Linked DNA regions of Mus musculus: regions 2 and 3 are each linked to region 1. Evidence: chromatin loops called from intact Hi-C (ENCODE). Cell type or tissue: left cerebral cortex. All regions are shown on one strand. Each heading gives the region's core, and the rest is flanking DNA. Links, peaks and the distances in the headings are about the cores only.

Evidence for each region. Hi-C counts contacts between places; a loop is a spot of excess contacts. Peaks named below come from ENCODE experiments on the same cell type or tissue, not always from the same donor. Only the 100,000 strongest peaks of a DNase experiment are listed, where the experiment ranks them.
Region 2: it touches region 1 in a loop (3-fold over the local background); 5 of 42 quality-filtered maps call a loop at or near these places.
Region 3: it touches region 1 in a loop (2.3-fold over the local background); 9 of 42 quality-filtered maps call a loop at or near these places.

What each region holds. Positions count from the first base shown.
Region 1 is chr8:70,697,226-70,703,172 of GRCm38, forward strand. Jund (jun D proto-oncogene) reads left to right here and starts at 514. Exons shown (of 1, transcript NM_010592.5): 1 at 514-3,391. The coding sequence starts at 1,833. The coding sequence ends at 2,858. Iqcn (IQ motif containing N) reads left to right here and starts at 4,800. Exons shown (of 4, transcript NM_001370847.1): 1 at 4,800-5,947. In left cerebral cortex, for the core only: a CTCF peak has its summit at 3,587; DNase peaks (open chromatin) are centred at 2,762 and 3,516; H3K4me3 peaks cover 2,360 bases; H3K27ac peaks cover 1,837 bases.
Region 2 is chr8:70,752,063-70,758,009 of GRCm38, forward strand. Rab3a (RAB3A, member RAS oncogene family) reads left to right here and starts at 2,641. Exons shown (of 5, transcript NM_009001.7): 1 at 2,641-2,801; 2 at 3,794-4,021; 3 at 4,385-4,503; 4 at 5,076-5,200; 5 at 5,836-5,947. The coding sequence starts at 3,794. In left cerebral cortex, for the core only: a CTCF peak has its summit at 135 (motif pointing left); DNase peaks (open chromatin) are centred at 108, 606 and 1,303; H3K4me3 peaks cover 737 bases; H3K27ac peaks cover 2,386 bases.
Region 3 is chr8:70,626,981-70,632,927 of GRCm38, forward strand. It overlaps Gdf15 (growth differentiation factor 15), which reads right to left and starts at 5,115. Exons shown (of 2, transcript NM_011819.3): 1 at 4,353-5,115; 2 at 2,413-3,194. The coding sequence starts at 4,632. The coding sequence ends at 2,563. Gm34154 (a long non-coding RNA gene) reads left to right here and starts at 5,583. Exons shown (of 2, transcript XR_870495.2): 1 at 5,583-5,875. In left cerebral cortex, for the core only: CTCF peaks have their summits at 2,919 and 3,492 (motif pointing left); DNase peaks (open chromatin) are centred at 2,213, 2,891, 3,394 and 3,858; H3K4me3 peaks cover 948 bases; H3K27ac peaks cover 1,358 bases.

The DNA of each region.
Region 1 (5,947 bases), core at 2,297-4,796:
CCTCAGGCTCTAGAAGAGTCAAGAGTAAAAACGTGTACTGCCATGGCTGTCCAGAGGCCTGGCACCCTAGTTCTGTCCTTGGGAGGACAAATGTGTGGTAAATGCCTGTCCTTACAGCACATAGAAGGCAGAAGGATCACTTCTCAAGTCTAGCCTGAGCTACAGAAAAATTCTGTCTCAAAACAAAGGCAAAAACAAAACAAAACAAAAAAAACCCCACAAGCTCACCCCAGAACTTCCATCAGCAGGAGCCCCAGGTCAACCTGGGTTACAGCTTTTGCATAGTGCCCTTTAACTCTAGCACTTAGCAGGTCCACATCTGTAAGTTCCCAGCCAGCCCCAGCTGGAAGGTGAGAGATCCTTGCTCAAAACACAAAGTAAAACTCAACAAACCCAAGACTCAAATCTCATGCTAAGATGAGGTGATGGGCACGTCTTTCACGTTGAGGCAGTGAAATCACCCTCAGTCTTGGTCAGCTAGGGTACAGGGTGTCCTAATAACTGAAACCGAAGCAAGGCACAATGGCATATATTAGTCATCCAGAAGCCTGAGGTGAGATTTTGGGGGGTTCGGGAGGTCATTCTGGGGTACAGAGTGAGATTCTGTTTCAAAACGTCCCAATCCAGGGCCATAGGGTAGGCTTAGAAAGTAAACGTGACTGCACCCAAGTCGGACAGCCAGAGTGCCACACCGGGGAGAACAGACTCCCAACTCTCCTCTGACCTTCCTGGACACACACACACACAAAGCACAGATACCTACACAGACAAACACAGATACACAACCACACAGACAAACACACCAGCATGTAAAATAAAAACCGAGATCTGTAGGCCGAGGTTAAGAGACTCAGGCCTGTTACTGCCACACTTGGGAATATGAAACAGGGGGACTGAAGTTAAGTTCATGAATAGCGGAGTCTAGAGGATGAGATCCTGTCTTGACCCAAAACAAAGATTAAAAAAATTTTTTTTCACCGAGATCAAGAAAAAAACCTACAACTGATGGCTACCCTGGCTGCAGTTGGACTCCACACATCCCATCCTCAGTTTCCCCAAGGAAAAGGCAGGAGGTCAGCTTTTAGGGCGTTCGACTCCACCCTGTGAAACTGACAAGGAGCTAAGTAGTTGTGGGGACTCTCCAAGGGACCCTCCTCTGCCTCCCCCTTCCTGCCCACACCTGCCAGCTCCCAGCCGGAGGAACCCTGGCCGGCGCCCGGCCCCCGAGGGGCGTGCCTTCGGTGGGCGTGACGCGGGGCGTGGCTTCACAGAGGGCCTGGGTTTATGAGGCTCCACACATCACGCCACAGAAGTGCCAGAGACAGGGGAGAGATAGACGCACAGATGAGGTCCAGTTTGAGAAACAGAGAGGCAAGATCTAGAGGGAAGTAAAGAGGGGAGGAAGAGAAAGGGAGGAGAGGCAAGAAACAGCAGGGTAGGGACAGAGCCTGCCCGGCAATCCAAGCTGGGCGTGGTGACCCGGCCAAACCGCGTTCAGCCCCACCCCCATGACGTCAACCCACAATGCAGCGCGTTGTTGTGCCATGTAGCGAGCGTCGCTCTTGGCAACAGCGGCCGCCACCAGGCGAGGGCGTCCCGCTCCCGCCCCTTTATGCAAATCAACGACGTCACCTCGCGCCAATGGCGAGCGGGGGCGGTGAGCTCATCGCGGGGGCCGAGGCTATAAGAGTGCGCGCGGGCGGCGCGGGGCAGAGCGGCCGGCATCGGAGCCGGTCTGTACGGGCAGCGGACTGGGGGGCATACGGGGCCCCCCGGGGAGGCCGCGGCCACTCCCCCCGCCCCGGGGCCGAGCGCGGCGGGGGAAGGTGGGGATGGAAACGCCCTTCTATGGCGAGGAGGCGCTGAGCGGCCTGGCTGCGGGTGCGTCGAGCGTCGCTGGTGCTACTGGGGCCCCCGGCGGTGGTGGCTTCGCGCCCCCGGGCCGCGCTTTCCCCGGGGCGCCCCCGACGAGCAGCATGCTGAAGAAAGACGCGCTGACGCTCAGCCTGGCGGAGCAGGGAGCGGCGGGATTGAAACCAGGGTCGGCCACTGCACCTTCTGCGCTGCGCCCCGACGGCGCCCCCGACGGGCTGCTGGCTTCGCCGGATCTTGGGCTGCTCAAACTCGCGTCGCCGGAGCTGGAGAGGCTGATCATCCAGTCCAACGGGCTGGTGACCACTACCCCGACCAGTACGCAGTTCCTCTACCCGAAGGTGGCAGCTAGCGAGGAGCAGGAGTTCGCCGAAGGCTTCGTCAAGGCGCTGGAGGACCTGCACAAGCAAAGCCAGCTGGGTGCGGCCACCGCGGCCACCTCAGGGGCTCCCGCGCCTCCCGCGCCCGCCGACCTGGCCGCCACCCCCGGGGCCACGGAGACCCCGGTCTACGCCAACCTGAGCAGTTTCGCGGGTGGCGCCGGGCCCCCTGGGGGCGCGGCCACCGTGGCTTTCGCCGCGGAGCCAGTGCCCTTCCCGCCGCCCCCGGGCGCGCTGGGGCCGCCGCCACCTCCGCATCCACCGCGCCTGGCCGCGCTCAAGGACGAGCCGCAGACCGTGCCGGACGTGCCGAGCTTCGGCGACAGCCCTCCGCTGTCGCCCATCGACATGGACACGCAAGAACGCATCAAGGCGGAGCGCAAGAGGCTGCGCAACCGCATCGCCGCCTCCAAATGCCGCAAGCGCAAGCTGGAGCGTATCTCGCGCCTGGAGGAGAAAGTCAAGACCCTCAAAAGCCAGAACACCGAGCTGGCGTCCACCGCCAGCCTGCTGCGCGAGCAGGTGGCGCAGCTCAAACAGAAAGTCCTCAGCCACGTCAACAGCGGCTGCCAGCTGCTGCCCCAGCACCAGGTCCCGGCGTACTGAGCCCGAGCGCGGGGCGCATGCGCGGACTAGCTGCGGTGGGGGGGCGCCCCGGACTCTTTCGAGACTCGGTGCCCCCGGACTCGACAAGCCGGACCCCCCTTAACTCTGGATGGGGAACCCGAGCGCACGACCCCCGCCCTCGCGCCGCCTCTCTACCCCCAGTCCTGCGCGTGGCTGCCCCTTTGTACCTCCGAGTAGGGGCTCTAAGGGGCGCGCAGCCTCACGCTCTGCCTTTCCTTTTTTTTTTGCCTTTTGGAAGAGAGAACGGGAGTGTCCGATTCCGCCCTATTTATGTTTCTACTCGGGAACAAACGTTGGTTGCGTGTTGAGTGTGTGTTTCCTTGTGTTGGTTTTTTAAAGAAACGGGAAGAAGAAAAAAAAAACCCTCTCCCCTCCCCCCCCCCCCGCTCTCTCTCCTCCCGACACCATCCCCTCTCTTTTTGTTTGGTTTTGTTTTGCTACGAGTCCACATTCCTGTTCCGTAATCCTTGGTTCGCCGGTTTTGTGTTTTCAGTAAAGTCTTCGTTACGCCAGCTTGGCTGTCCGCCTCCTTCTTCCCCCGCCTGGGCTGAGGGTGGGCGGGGCTAGCCCTCTCCCATCCCCCTCCCTCCTCCTCTAACCTCTTTCCTCCCCTTCTTCCCCCCCCCCCTGGGGGGGGGGAACGCGGCGTGGGCGCGGGCCGTGCCTGCACATCTGCTGCGCAGCGAGCGCCACCTAGGTGCACGCTGTCGGCCCAGGTCCAGGTGGCACCAGGACGCAATCCTGGACTAGCCTATCAATTTAGCTGGTATATCCTTTAGGAAGAAGAGTGACTACATGGGAAGGGGCAGAAGGAAGTGCTTACAAGCTTGGGGCCTCCGGGATTCATCCATACAGAAAAGAGCTGGGCTTGCAGCCTGTGCTCACTAGATTTTATTCGCCTTTGTTGGTTTCAAAGGGTACCTCAGACCCAGAGCCTTCTCTGCAAGTCTATGTGGGAGCCTAGAATCATGTAGGTGCATTTAAATATCTCCCTGACACGCCCCCTTCTCGCAGCACCTGCTCTATTTTGAGGAAACAATATTCAGCGAAGTAAAGCAATTGTCTTGAGTCACATAGCATCTTTATTTTTGAGACAAGGATACTTCATGTAGTCTTGACTGTTCTGGAACTTTCTATGCAGACCAGCCAGAGCTCCCCCTGCCTCTGCTTCCTGAGTGCTGGGGTTAAAGGTATGTGCCATCACACCTGCCTGTTTCATCTCCGTTTTCAGTGCCCTGGGCTTAGAGCAGATTAATCAAGGTCGTCCAGCTCAGCCCAGTGGGAACATCTGACCCTAGGTCTCGTCTCCCCTCCCCTCCCCCATGTTATATATACAGTTTCCTGTCAGCCCTGGCCACTGCTGTTGAGACCCTGGGTCTTGAGGCTCTCAGGGTGTCACTGTGGGTGATAGGTCACATGGTAAGTCCCAGTGGGTGGCAGGTGTCCCTAGACAGCTGCTGAGTGCCTGCCTGCCCGCCCTGAATGGAACTCTTGTGGGTCCAGCTTGGTTCTGGCATCATCCTAACATTTGGGAGGCCGAGGCGGGAGACTCCTCAATCCTAGACCAGCCCAGGCTACACACCCTGTCTAGTAAGACTAAAGCTAGTAATGAAAAGGCTTGAACATAGGTTCCCTGGATGCTGGGATGACAATCTAGTTCATACAGTGTGAGGATGGAGCCCAGGGCTGAGTTTCCTGGGCAGGCACTCTCCTGAGCTTCGGGCACATAAGAGTTCCAGCTTGGGTACCATGGTGGAGTTTTGCAGCAGCTATGAAAGCTATACTCTTCCTTTGTGGGCCTCTATCTTATGTGCTCTGAAAAGGGGGTGTCCTGATCTTGGTTCCCCTCTTCCCTGTCCCTCTCAGGGCCAAGATGATTATTATTATTGTTGTTTTGTGGGTTTTTTTTTTTTTTTGAGACAGGGTTTTTCTCCTGTAGCCTTGGCTATCCTGGAACTCACTTTATAGACCAAGCTGACCTCAAACTCAGAAATCCTCCTGCCTCTGCCTCCCAAGTGCTGGGATCAAAGGTGTGTGCCACCACTGCCCAGCTGGGCCAAGATTATTGTACCCCTATTACACAGCAGTGGCCCAGAAACCTGTTCTACAGGCTGTGAACAGCATAGTAGAAATTTGAACTCTGACCTCTCCTTTGGCCCTTGAAATGTTGGGATACCATGTACACCAGTGTCTGCAGTGTTCTGCTTTTGTAGTGTTAGATGGAATCTGGATCTTTATAAAGATTTGTGTTGTTTGAGATGATGTCTTACTGTATAGCCCAGACTGGCCTCGAACTCAGTTTTTCCCACCTCTGGGACTAAAGGCATGTGCCACCACAGCGGCCCAATGAGGTTTTGTTGATGTTGGGAGTGTTTCCAGTCAGCTGATCAGAGCCAGGCTGGGCCCTGCAAGCCTGTGACTTAAGCACTTGCAATGTAGAGGCAGAAGGGCCATGAGTTTCAGTCCAGCCTGGGGTATATAAGGAGCCTATCTCAAAACACCAAGGACTCTTGACAGAGCACATCATGTGCCCAGGGGGCCTGGGCTCAGAGTTCTGTTCCCCAGCATTGAAAGGCTGGCTCTGCAATTCAAGTACATTTCTTTCCCTGAGTCTCATCTAGCACATGGGCTAAGACCACCATATCTAGGTGCCCAAAGAAACAAAAGGCTCACTAGAAGTGCTCACAACAGCTAAAGGACAGAGGAGAGAGGCAGGGAAAAGCCACAGGGTTGTATGTCTGCTCTTTGCATAGAGGCCTTGTTCTAGTAGCCCCTTGGCCAGGCGAAGTGGTTCTGGCTTGAGCCTGCTGTGCATAGGCCAAGGTGTGTGTCAGCCTTGGCTGGAGCATCTATGACTCACACTGGGTATGAGCCCAGCCTGGGGAGGTGGCCCAGAACATTGGCTTCACTCCATCTGCCCCCTCCTAGGGCTGTGGCTCACACTGCATGACCTTTTATTTTTTTCTACACAGGGTCTCCATATGCAGCCCAGGCTGGCCTGGAACTCACCAAAATCCATAAACTCTCGGTGCTTGACTGTTGCAGGCCATATGAAGCTTTGCACGTGT
Region 2 (5,947 bases), core at 1-2,500, 53 kb after region 1:
GTTCATTCCAGATATAGTCAAGTTGACAACCAGGAATAGCCGCGACACCTACTCATTCTCTTGTGTGGAAACTGAGTCATAACTAGTCCCTCAGAGCTTATATACTAAGAGTGGGCACTGGTGCCCCCTGGCGGTATGACTGATTCCCTGTTTGTTTTCCAAACAGTTCTTTGGCCGTTTTGAGACAAGGTCTCATGGTCTCAAGTTCTAATGTCAGACTTGTTTGCCGCAGAGGATGACACTAACGTTATTTTCTTGCCTCCACCATTCGAGTGCTTGGCTGGGGTAACAGGCATGTGCCATGGGGGGGGGGGGGTCCCTCTCTTTCCCTTTTCCTTTTTCCCTCTGAGCCTGTAACTCTGCACCTGACCAAGGCCTCCAAGGAGCCAGAGTGGCAGGCGACTTCCTCTGTAAATATTATGACTCGGGCTATTCATCCCCAGGAGGCACAAAAGGCCATCTGGGGTCACACACTGGAACATTTCCTTCTTCCTTCCAGATGTCTTAAGAGGCGACCCTTAGAGATTTCTTGTTAAACAAAGTCATGTGTGTTCACTGTGGGAGAATTTGGAAGTCACACAAACCTGATGACGTGAGTTCCATTCCTAGGACTTGTGCTGGAAGGAAAGAACTGACTTCCTAGGTTGTCCTGTGACACTCCCCTCTTTCCAACACAAATAAATGAATATAACTTAGAAAGATTTGAGGAACAGCTTCCCTCTGTCCCTTCTTCTGCCTGTGCTCTTGTTTGCCCAGGCCTTTAACACACTTGCTTCATTCTTCCAGACAGCTGTGCTGTCCTCTCTGGGGAGCCTCAAACTCAGAAATTCCCAAGTGCTGTGTAATTAAAGGTTTCTGTTACCATGCCAGCAGTTTCCCCGCACACGTTTATAGTATGAAACAGGGTCTCACTTTGTGATCCAGGATGATAAAGAACTCAACAACCCTCCTGCCTCAGCTTTCCAAGTGTTCCGATGAAGCCTTGCCACCTACTGAGCTACCAGCACAGTTCTCCTGGAGCCCTTGCTTGGTGGTGGAAGCAAATGGGTTCCTCCCCTAACCTTATCCCTTCGGAATAAATCCAAATCAGGCTCCAGTGTCCCAGGCTCCTCCTGCACCCTTTCTGTCCTCAAACCCGGTCCCGGTCCCCACAGTAGCCTCCGCGTGGGCCCGGAGCTCGCTAAGTAACAAACTGATGGTCACTTTGTGTCTCTGCATGAAGTGCAGGGGAAGCAGGAAATAAGCTTCCTCCAGCGGCCCCGGATTGGGCGGGGCTCCAGGCTCCTCGCGGGGGTGGACGAGCATCCAGGCGACAAGTTATTCTGGTCCATTGGCGCCTCCGCAGCTGGCGGGGAGGTCTATAAACAGGGCCAGGACACGTTCCCAGTTCTGCTTCCTGTGGGAATGGAAGCGATGGGGACCCTGCCCGGCCGCACGGAGAGGAAGAATAGGATAGACCCCAGATTCCCACCTTGACAGGCAGATTTGCAGGAATGAGTCGTGTGTATCATAGCGGCTTGGAAGTCTGCATTTCTGCGCCCACCTTCCTGAGACACAGGGTTACCCGGGTCCCAGTGTCCATATCGTAAAGGGCGTTGGGCAGCTACTCTTGAATCTTCTCTGCTTCCTTGGTCTTTCATTACAATTTTGGAAGACTTATGGGTCAGGATACTTCTGAGCCCTAAGTGCGCAAGGAAGCAAGGGGTTCTCTGGGGACTCATCAGACCCTTTTCTCTTTGCACAGACCGGATTTTCTCCTTTATTTCTTTGAGGCAGGGTTTTATGTGGATCAAGCTGACTTTAAGACACTATGTAACTGAGGATCACCTTGGACTTCTGCTTCTCCCCTCCTTCCCTTCTCCTCCCAGTGCAGAGAACAGGAGCCTGGATCAACCCAGGTCTTTGTGATGCAGGTTCCCCACCAAACTGAGAATTATCCTCAGCCCATCAAAAAACAGTTCTTTCTTTCTTTCTTTTTTTAAAAATTATTTATTTATTTGCTTGTTTATTTTGTTTTTTGAGACAAAGTTTCTCTTCATAGTCCTGCTGTCCTGGAACTCACGTTGTAGACCAGGCTGGCCTCGAACTCACAGAGATCTGCCTCCATCTCCCTTCTGAGTGCTGGGACTAAAAATTCTGTGTGGTCTTTAATGAGTTTTTTGAGCCCTAAAATGTAATCAAGATGTATGCCTGCCAATCCAACACTTGTGAGGTGCAGGCGGGAGGATCAAGAGTTCAAGATCAGCCTCTGCTACTTGGCAAGTTCGAGACCAGCTTGTTACTTGAGACCATTTCTCAAAACAAAACCTAAACTCCTGAGTGCTTCACGTCTCAAAAGCAAGGACTTCTAACCACAAGTTTCCAACCAGAGCTAGGTCCTGGCCTCAGCCTCTCCGCCCTTCAAACACCTAGCAGTCACCATTGGGCCTCTAAAGACGTAGGAATCGCTGATTTGATATTCGGTCCGTCGCTCGAGAGCATCAGCCAATGGAAACTTCATGCCTCCCTAGAGCCCCGTCTTCCAGTGGCTTACCAGGCCCTGCCCCTCTTCTGCCGGCGCAGGCCAGTGTGGTCCCGCGGCTGTCGATGCAGTCCCTCCCCTAACGTCACAGCTTCGTTTGCATAGAAAGCCCCGCCCCTGGCTTTGCAGGACGTCAGCTAGGACTGCAGGGGCCTGAGCCTCCTCCGCTGCCGCCTGCAGCCCCCGCCGCCGCCTGCATCCCCCGCATCCTCTTCTGGGGCCCGGTCGCCAGCGCAGTCGCCACGGTCGCCGTCGCCAGCGTTGTCTCAGCTTAGAGAGGGTAAGGGTGAGCGCAACCCAGGTCCACACACTGAGGAGCCCGCGTTTCACTGACAGCTGGGGGATCAAGGGGAGCGCAACTCGGGTGTAGTGGCTATGGGTCTCGCATTTGGCATTCTTGGTCCCGCATCCCGCACCCCTCGCCCTTAACCTGGCACCTGGGGCCCGGGCTCTGCGACAGAGGGGGAGGGGAAAGCCAGGCCTTGCGGGAGGCTTGTGCGTGCTCGTGCTCGTGGGGTGAACACGCGTGTGCGCGCCCGCTGGGCATGGAGAGGCTCGAGTGACCGCAGGACGCGCAGCGTGCACACTTGTGATACGTTGTGCGTGCATGGTCCGCGTGCGCGGTGCGCGTGGATCTTAGTTCAAGTATGTGCTCACACGCGTGTGGAGCCATGCGCGTGTGTGGTGTGTCCTCCCGGATGGCCAGGTACAGTCGTGCATTGGTGCAGGGAGCTGTGCTCACACATGGGCTTGCACACACCATACATGTCTGCTTGTTTCGCCTGTTAGCACCACTCTTGCATGCAGGGCAGGTGTTTGGGTCTGCCTGCCCTAGATGCTTCATTGTGCTTGTGTGTGTGTGTGTGTGTGTATGCGTGCGCGCTCTTGTGCTCGCGATTTTGTGTGTGTGAGCCTACGTTCATCCTGTCTTCGTCACGTGATGTGGCTATCTCAGGGCCCCAGTTCTTGCAGGAGAAAAATAAGGATGAGCGAGAACTGGGGATCCTCCTGTATTCATGTTCCGGTGTGGGTCTCTGTGAGAGACTGATGGGAAGGCAGAGGAGGCTCAGTCTTCCCTCAGGGTACAGGGGAATCTGAGGTTCACAGCCTGCTTAAAACCTTGGTGCTGTCAAGGTCACAGCTCTGCCTTATGTTGGTTGGGGGGGTTGAGCATGTGACATTGGGGGGTATCCTCACCTACCCCTGTGCCGTGCCCACCCTGTGCGTGGTCCTGATGCTCCCCTCAGGCCCTCTGTGCCACGCCTCCCGCAGATGGCTTCCGCCACAGACTCTCGCTATGGGCAGAAGGAGTCCTCAGACCAGAACTTCGACTATATGTTCAAGATCCTGATCATTGGGAACAGCAGCGTGGGCAAAACCTCGTTCCTCTTCCGCTACGCAGATGACTCCTTCACTCCAGCCTTTGTCAGCACCGTTGGCATAGACTTCAAGGTCAAAACCATCTACCGCAACGACAAGAGGATCAAGCTGCAGATCTGGGTGTGTAGGGCTGGAGGGGAGATGTCTTCCTGCCAACCCCCACAAAAGGAAGCTGAGGCTAGCCATCGGCTGGCGCTGGGATTTAAGGCCTGCATCTCCATCCCAGTATGAGCTTCCCGTTTTCCTAAGTCCCGAGCATCCCCACTCATCTTCTAGCATAGTGTGGCACAGGGCATTCAGGCAGCACCCAGTACATGTTTGTTGAGTGACTAAGTGGCCTTGCAGTGACCCATTTGGGTCACTGTCTGCTTTTCCTGACCCACTGTCCCCGGGCCTCAAAGTGGTTGCTGGACAACCTTGGAGCACGTTTTTCTCTCGGGGGCTGCTGCGAGGTCCCTTCTGACCTATCCCTCTTTTCCCCAGGACACAGCAGGGCAAGAGCGGTACCGCACCATCACCACAGCCTATTACCGAGGCGCCATGGGCTTCATCCTAATGTATGACATCACCAATGAGGAGTCATTTAATGCAGTGCAGGACTGGTGAGCAGCCCACCTACTCAGAAAACACAAGGCTGGGATTGGAGGTGACTTAGCTAAGCTTAGCTAAGCTTAGTTGGTAGGGTGCCTGCTTGGCCAGGACAAAGCCTTGGGTTCGTCCCCAGCATGGCCAAAAGACAACCAAGAGTAGGCCTCTGGTGGGACAAGCCATGTGGCTGTTCCCAAGGCTTGAGGTTGTGGAAGCACACAAGGTAACCAGTGAGTAGACAAGGAACCTCCCACTGATCTCTACCCAGGTAGCCCAGGCAGGAGAACCACGTTAGCTCACTTGTCTGAGGTCAAGTGATTCTCTGGCCAAGCGCTTACCTCAAATGTATGAGAACCTGGATTCCAGCCACAGCACCAAAAATTAACTCCCCCAGGTCTTGACATTTGGTGTAGTGGACACCGGCCCATCTTCCCAGCTTTGGGAAGATGGAGAGGTCTGAGTGAGATAGGCTGGACTCAGTTACCAAGGGGCAGTGGTCTCTCCTGCAAGGGCTAGACACAGGCAGAGACTCGGGGATGGGGCCAGGTCCTCCGGCTTCCTCTTCAGCCTCTGGCTGTCTCTGCAGGTCCACTCAGATCAAAACTTACTCGTGGGACAATGCCCAGGTGCTGCTGGTGGGAAACAAGTGTGACATGGAAGATGAGCGAGTGGTGTCCTCAGAGCGTGGCCGGCAGCTGGCTGACCACCTGGGTGAGTACTGAGGACTGTGGCCCTTACCAGGCTGGACCAGAGACCTGGATACCTGATAGCTACACACCCAGTGTCTCACTGATCAGGACATGGGCTTGAATCCAGGGGGTTTGCACTTGAGAAAACTAGGCCTTATCCAGGAGGCTTTACCATGGGTCTTGATGGACATGGAGGTGCTTGCCATGTTGGCTGTCAGCTGTCAGCCATGAGCTACCTTCAAGGTACTGGGCCTGTGAAGTTTTCGAACTAGAAAGAGAAATGGGTGGAAGAGGCTAAGCCTGGCTTCCCGGAGCAGGCACAACATGCCTGTATGGGAAGGTTGGTATAGGCAGAGTCGTGACAGTGGTGCGTGATCGCCCCTTAGAGGAACTGTGGCTGTCACTGCAGGCTGAGCTGACAAGAAACCAGGCCATGGAGGTTGTAGGTCTCTGGAAAGGGACTTGGAGCCTGGCTGGGTGGCAGATGGAAGGGATGTCTCACTAGGGTGCTTAAGATTATCCCAAGGGATGGGTAGTAATGGATGGCTCACCCAGACCAGTGTGGCCTCCCTGGGAGGGACCCTTCAGTGCGAGGGCCTGTGTGAGTGCGTCTGGAGCCTACAGCTCTGTTGCCACCCCTCCATTTCCCCAATATAGGCTTTGAGTTCTTTGAGGCCAGCGCCAAGGACAACATTAATGTCAAGCAGACGTTTGAACGTCTGGTGGACGTGATCTGTGAGAAGATGTCAGAGTCCCTGGATACTGCAGA
Region 3 (5,947 bases), core at 1,829-4,328, 71 kb before region 1:
TCCACAGAGGTCCAAACGCTAAGCCTTCCGGTAGATTTGATATCTGGCAGTCAGTCGCCCTGTGGATCTTAAGTGACTGTTGCGTTACCAGGTTTTCTTTTGTTTTAAGGAGAAGTTAGATAGAGAGTCTTTGCCAACACCCGTTGCGGGCTGTCAGGATTTAGACAGAGGCCAGAGGGACCTTGGGCCAACACCAGAGAGCTCTGGCCAGGAGGCTGCTGCAACTGCCTCCACCTCTGTTTCTGCCGCTGCCACTTCTGCTGCTCCAAAATGCTGCATAGGTCACTCTCCACTGAGTCAGGTCAGTCTGAGTCATCGAGGGGTGCAGGGGGCTTCAGGAGAGCAGTTTCCTTCCCTGAGCAGTTACAGCTCTTAAGAGAGAAGCTCTCATAAGAAATTCTTTATTCCTTCTGGATAGGATTCTTTTTTTTTTTTTAAAGATTTATTTATTGATTATATGTAAGTACACTGTAGCTGTCTTCAGACACTCCAGAAGAGGGAGTCAGATCTCATTACCGATGGTTGTGAGCCACCATGTGGTTGCTGGGATTTGAACTCCGGACCTTCGGAAGAGCAGTCGGGTGCTCTTACCCACTGAGCCATCTCACCAGCCCAGATAGGATTCTTTTTTTTTTTTTTTAAAGATTTATTTATTTATTATATGTAAGTACACTGTAGCTGTCTTCAGACACACCAGAAGAGGGCATCAGATCTCATTACGGGTGGTTGTGAGCCACCATGTGGTTGCTGGGATTTGAACTTCGGACCTTCGGAAGAGCAGTCGGGTGCTCTTAGCCACTGAGCCATCTCACCAGCCCCCGGATAGGATTCTTATATACAGTTTTGGGGTGGGTCAGGGTCTGACAGCAGGTACTTTCCATTGGATTGGTCTGAGAGTTTGGGGATACCTTAATCTACATGTGAGGGACTTGGGGTGCTGGTCTTACATGACTGATGGCCACAAACCACTCTACGAGGGGGACTTTGGGGGGCTGTAGCCACGTGACAGGAACCTTGGTGCCCAGAAACAGGCAAACTACCTACCATCCATGCAGGGTCATGGGGGTTTCTAACCTTAGCTCAACCTTACCAGGCTTCCTCTCACAGCCCACCTTTCCACAAGGCCTCAGTGACATCCTCAGCTCCCAGGGCTCTTTCCCCTTCCCTTCCCCTCATCTCATTCCTTTCCCCTTTTCTCCCTTCTTCTCCTGATGCTCCAACAGGTCACAACGCTGTCTTTTCATCCATTCCTCCTGCCACCCCCAAGACTCCCTGGTTCCAGATCCTGGGTCTGAGACTCCATCCTGTGTGGCTCTTCCTGCCTCTCTGTATGTCCCTTTTCCTTCCCTTCTGTCCTTCCCACCAGGGACCACTGCTCACCAGACAGAGTACACTTAAGGCCCCTTCAGTGCTGTGGTGACTCCAGGTTGTCACCTTGACAGAACCTGGAGTTAAACTCAAAACTGGAGGACACACACACACACCTGTGAGCAATTTCTACTAGGCAGGGTCTCTCTGTGTAGCCTGGGCTGTTCTGGAACTCATAGAAATCGTCCTGCCTCTACCTCCCAAGGGCTCAGACTAAACTGACCATGGAAGATCCATTTCTTGTCGGACCTTTCAGAGAAGGCTCATGCCATGCCTTTGATCCCGATTTTTTTCTGCTGGAAACTTATATTAGGACAATGGAAGAAGGAAGCTTCTGCTCTTTGCCTGCTTGTCCTTGCCTTGCTTGCACATCCATTCCTTCACTGGCACTGGAGCCTACTTCAAGACTCCAGCACATACTGAAGACTAGCTGAGATACCCAGTCTTGTAGACAGAGCAACTACTGGATTCTTACACTTTTCACTCACAGCTAACTATTGTTGAATAATCTCGACTACAGCCTACAATTTATTCCAATAACACTCCCTCTCTAGATCTCTAGAGGATATATATATCGTGTGTGTATATATGTATATAGATTCATTCTATGAGTACTGCGAATCTAGAGAACCCTGACTAATAATATTAAGACCCAGAGCCAGAGTTTTGTGTGTTTCAAGAAGTTATGACACCTCAAGCTGTTCCAGGTTCCCTTAAACCCCAACCTAGTCAGAGGCCCCCCTAATTCTGGGATGTTAGGCCTGGTTTGAAGGCGTGATGGGAGGAAGGCGACTTTCTGGGGAAACCTAGGCGGGAGCTGAAGCAGAGGCTGTAGAGATGAGCTGCAAACTGCCTCCCTCCTCCTTGCTGCTCAAACACCCAGGACCACCGGGTACTGGCTGGTCCCTCCCACATCAGCTGTCAGTCAATAAAATCTCCTTGAGGCCGGACTAATGGAAGCCTGTCTTCTGTTCCTCTTCTCAGGTCACTAGGGAACCTGAGGCTAGGGAGGTGGGTATCATGCCAAGGTCACTGAGACGCCTATAGAAACCAAGCTCACCTTTATTAGCAGAGTTTTAAATAAATACACAATCCATCCACCCAGCCCGACCCCAATAAATTAATAATATTAATAAATACAAATATAAATAGCATCCTTGAAGGGGAGTGTAGGTGAGGAGCAGGGCCCGGTGCTCAAGCGCAGTGGCAGCCCCGGGCCACCAGGTCATCATAAGTCTGCAGTGACACACCACTGTCTGTCCTGTGCATAAGAACCACCGGGGTGTAGCTGGAGGGGACACAGCACGGGGCAGGCACCTTGTCAGGCTGCAGGCCATGCAGGCGTGCTTTGATCTGCGCATGCGTGTTCGCGGAGCGATACAGGTGGGGACACTCGCCCACGCACATGCTCAGCTGCAGCTGGCGCGGGGACAGCACCCAGTCGCTCCAGCCCAAGTCTTCAAGAGTTGCCTGCACAGTCTCCAAGTGACAGCAGCGCCCCGGACCCAGTGGGCACGAGTCTCTTGGGTGCGCATGCGCGCTTCGGCGCCCCCTGCCGGCGGCTACCCGTAAGCGCAGTTCCAGCTGCGTGCCGCCAGAGGGCAGCATAGCCAGGTCCGGAGGCGGCGTCAGGCGCAGGCGTAATGCGGGAGCACGGGGTCCCCGGAGGCTGAGCGCACGCTTCAGGGGCCTAGTGATGTCCCAGGGGCGGGCCGTCGGCGTCAGCAGGAGCAGCGCTCGGTGCACGCGGTAGGCTTCGGGGAGACCCTGACTCAGCGACGCCCGGTTGACGCGGAGTAGCAGCTGGCCGTGGGACCCCAATCTCACTGCAGAAGAAACCAGAACACCGGTTACTCATGTCCTTAGGGTGTGCCAGGCACAGATGTGCCCCTGTGCAAATGTGCCACTCCCGCCGACCACAGGGTCTGCACAGATGTCAAACATAGGTCTCTCAGTATAGCCCTGGCTGTCCTGGTAACTCTCCATGTAGGCCAGGCTGGCCTTGAACTCACAGATATTTGCCTGTTCTGTGCCACCCCTCACCCCCACCCCAAACCCTCGTGCTGGGATTAAAGACGTACACCGCCACCTTCTGGCTTAAAGTTGATTTTGCTCTTAGCGACAGAGATCCCTAAGGTCTGCCCTGCGCAGGACAGCATGGATCTCTCCAACCTTTTCCCAAGCCTCTGAATAAAGTGTTTAACAAACAGAAGTTGGTTTTCTTTAAAGCAGGGTTTGGTTGCCTACACCTGTCTTCCCAGAACTTGGGAAATGGAGGCAGAAGGATTGCCCTGAGTTTGAAATCGACCTGGGCTACAAATAAAATTTGGGGAGGTTCTCACTCTGTAGTCCCAGCTGGCCTTGAACTCAAGGCAATTCTGCTTCAACCCCCGGAGTAGTTAGGATGGCAGACATGCGCCACCACATCCAAGTGTAGCTTTGCAGATCTTTAGGGAGAGCTACAGTTCGCTTGGATTCACACAACCCTAGCGGATTTGTAAGGGGGCGTGACCCAAATCAGCCTGGGCCCGCCCTCAGCCCTGCTGGGTCCCAGAGCTGAGTCCAGTCCCCTGGATCCTCCTCCCTCCCATCCAAGCGACTGTCACTTGTTACTGTAGCAGTCTCTTTACAAGCGATTGCGTCAGATTTCCGATCCAGTTCCCGCAGGTTCTTTCCGTTTGGCTCCCAACCTGGCTCCTGTCCCTCCCTCTTCCCTCCAGGACCCTCTAACCTTCCCCCATGTCCTCCCCAACTCGAGTGCTGTGCATCTCCAGGAGCGACCTTGACCTCTCTGGACATCATTTGTCCAGCTCCGGTCTAGGGACGGTCATCCGTCCTACTCTGGCTGAGCCCGCTGCTGGCAGCTCCAGAGGTCACAGCAGGGGAAACTGAGTCTCGGAAGCTGGGCTGGGCTCGTGGACTTGAGTGTGTTGGTTGGAGCTTGGAGAGGGTGTTCCTGAAGTGGGTCCCTGGTTGCTACTCACCCTCTGGACTGAGTATCCGGACAGCTGGGTCAGGACTTGGTTCTGAGTTCGAGTCCTCTCGGCTCTGGTTGGCATGCAGCCGGCTCAGCAGGTCCTGGAAGCGACCCCGTAGCTCGTCGGCGTTGAGTTGGGACTCAGGGCCGGAGGGTCGCTGTTCAGGCATTGCCAGGGCGTCCCCCTGCGATGGCCATGACAGCAGCAGCAGCAACAGCAGCAGGAACAGCAGGAACCTCAGTTGAGAGCCGCCTGGAGGCTGGGCCTGGAGCGCGGGCGGGGCCATGTCGCTTGTGTCCTGAGTGTGTCTTTGAGTTAAGCCCTCTGCAGCTGCCTTTATACCCACTGGACTCTGTCCGCTCCGCCCCCGTGTGCGATGCCAACTCGGGTGACCAGGCTAATTCGGGCGGGAATCCCAGGGCTCCGCAGGGGGAGGGGGTGGGAGGGAGGGAAACCGCCGGGCTGGGACCTGAGTGAGGGCTGATCGTCCCCACAGAACATGTGATGGAGTCCAGACTGAAGTTCAAGTGGCTTCTTCCTTCCTCTTGGGACCAGGACTCTCTCCCTCTCTCTTTCCTCCTCTCTCCCTCCCTCCTCCCTCCACCCCCATCAAAGGTGAAGCCAAGGAAAACCTAGAAAAGGCAAGTTCAGGCAAGTCACCCCTATGCCTCAGTGTCCCAGGAGTAGACATTACAGCCGTGCCCAAATGGGCTGGGACATAAGGACAAATCAGGGACTGCACCTCTTCGGTGTCCTCTGTGGGACTCCTACCAATCCTTCAAAACCCTGTACGAACAGTTGTCGCTTCAGGAACCAGATTTACCTTTCAGGATGACTGGATGCTCACACGTGCCCTGCCCTGTGCCTGCCTCAGTATCCCCAGACCAGGGGTTCCTCTTGGGAATGGAGGGAAGAGGAAATCTGCTGCGGGCCTCCTTCCAAACAGGAGGCGGCAGGTGGCTGGAGGGGGTGGGCAGTTCGTCTCAGGCTCAGATAGAAGATGGAGGAGGAGGATGAAGGTGCCAGGAGCCCCATCCACGGTCAGCCTGGGCCCTGAAAGGGTAGTGGCTGTAGTTAGGGCCTCTGGGGAAGACAGGAGTGAGCAAGGAGGGGCACCAGGTGTCATCAAGGGCTCCTGCTGGGGTCCCTCCCAGTATTTACATACTGCTGGGTGGCCTCTGACCTGTGGGGTCACTCCAGGTTAATGACTGACTAGGGTTACTCCATGTCCCCCTGTGAAGACAAGGTAGGTGCATGGTAAGTCTTCACCCGCCATCTCCTTTGTCCAAGACCAGGATGACCCCCAGAACCCTCCCCAAACTGATTCCAGACCACTCCTCCTCAGATCCAAGCCCCACCCCTGATGCACTGCCCAGAACTACCTGTTTGCTCCAGGACCCTTTGCCTACGGGGGTGACTCTTAAAGATCAATGTGGAGAGAGGTGGCACCGCCCTTGGGATCGCAGCTGTGGGCAGTTTTGAGGTATCTGCACTCTGTGAGGAGGCACAGCATGGTGGCCACCTGGCCGGTGAGAGTGGGGTTCTGGGATTATGTTCATCTCTGACCGTTTTCCCCCAAATTTAAGTCTCAGAGTTGGATT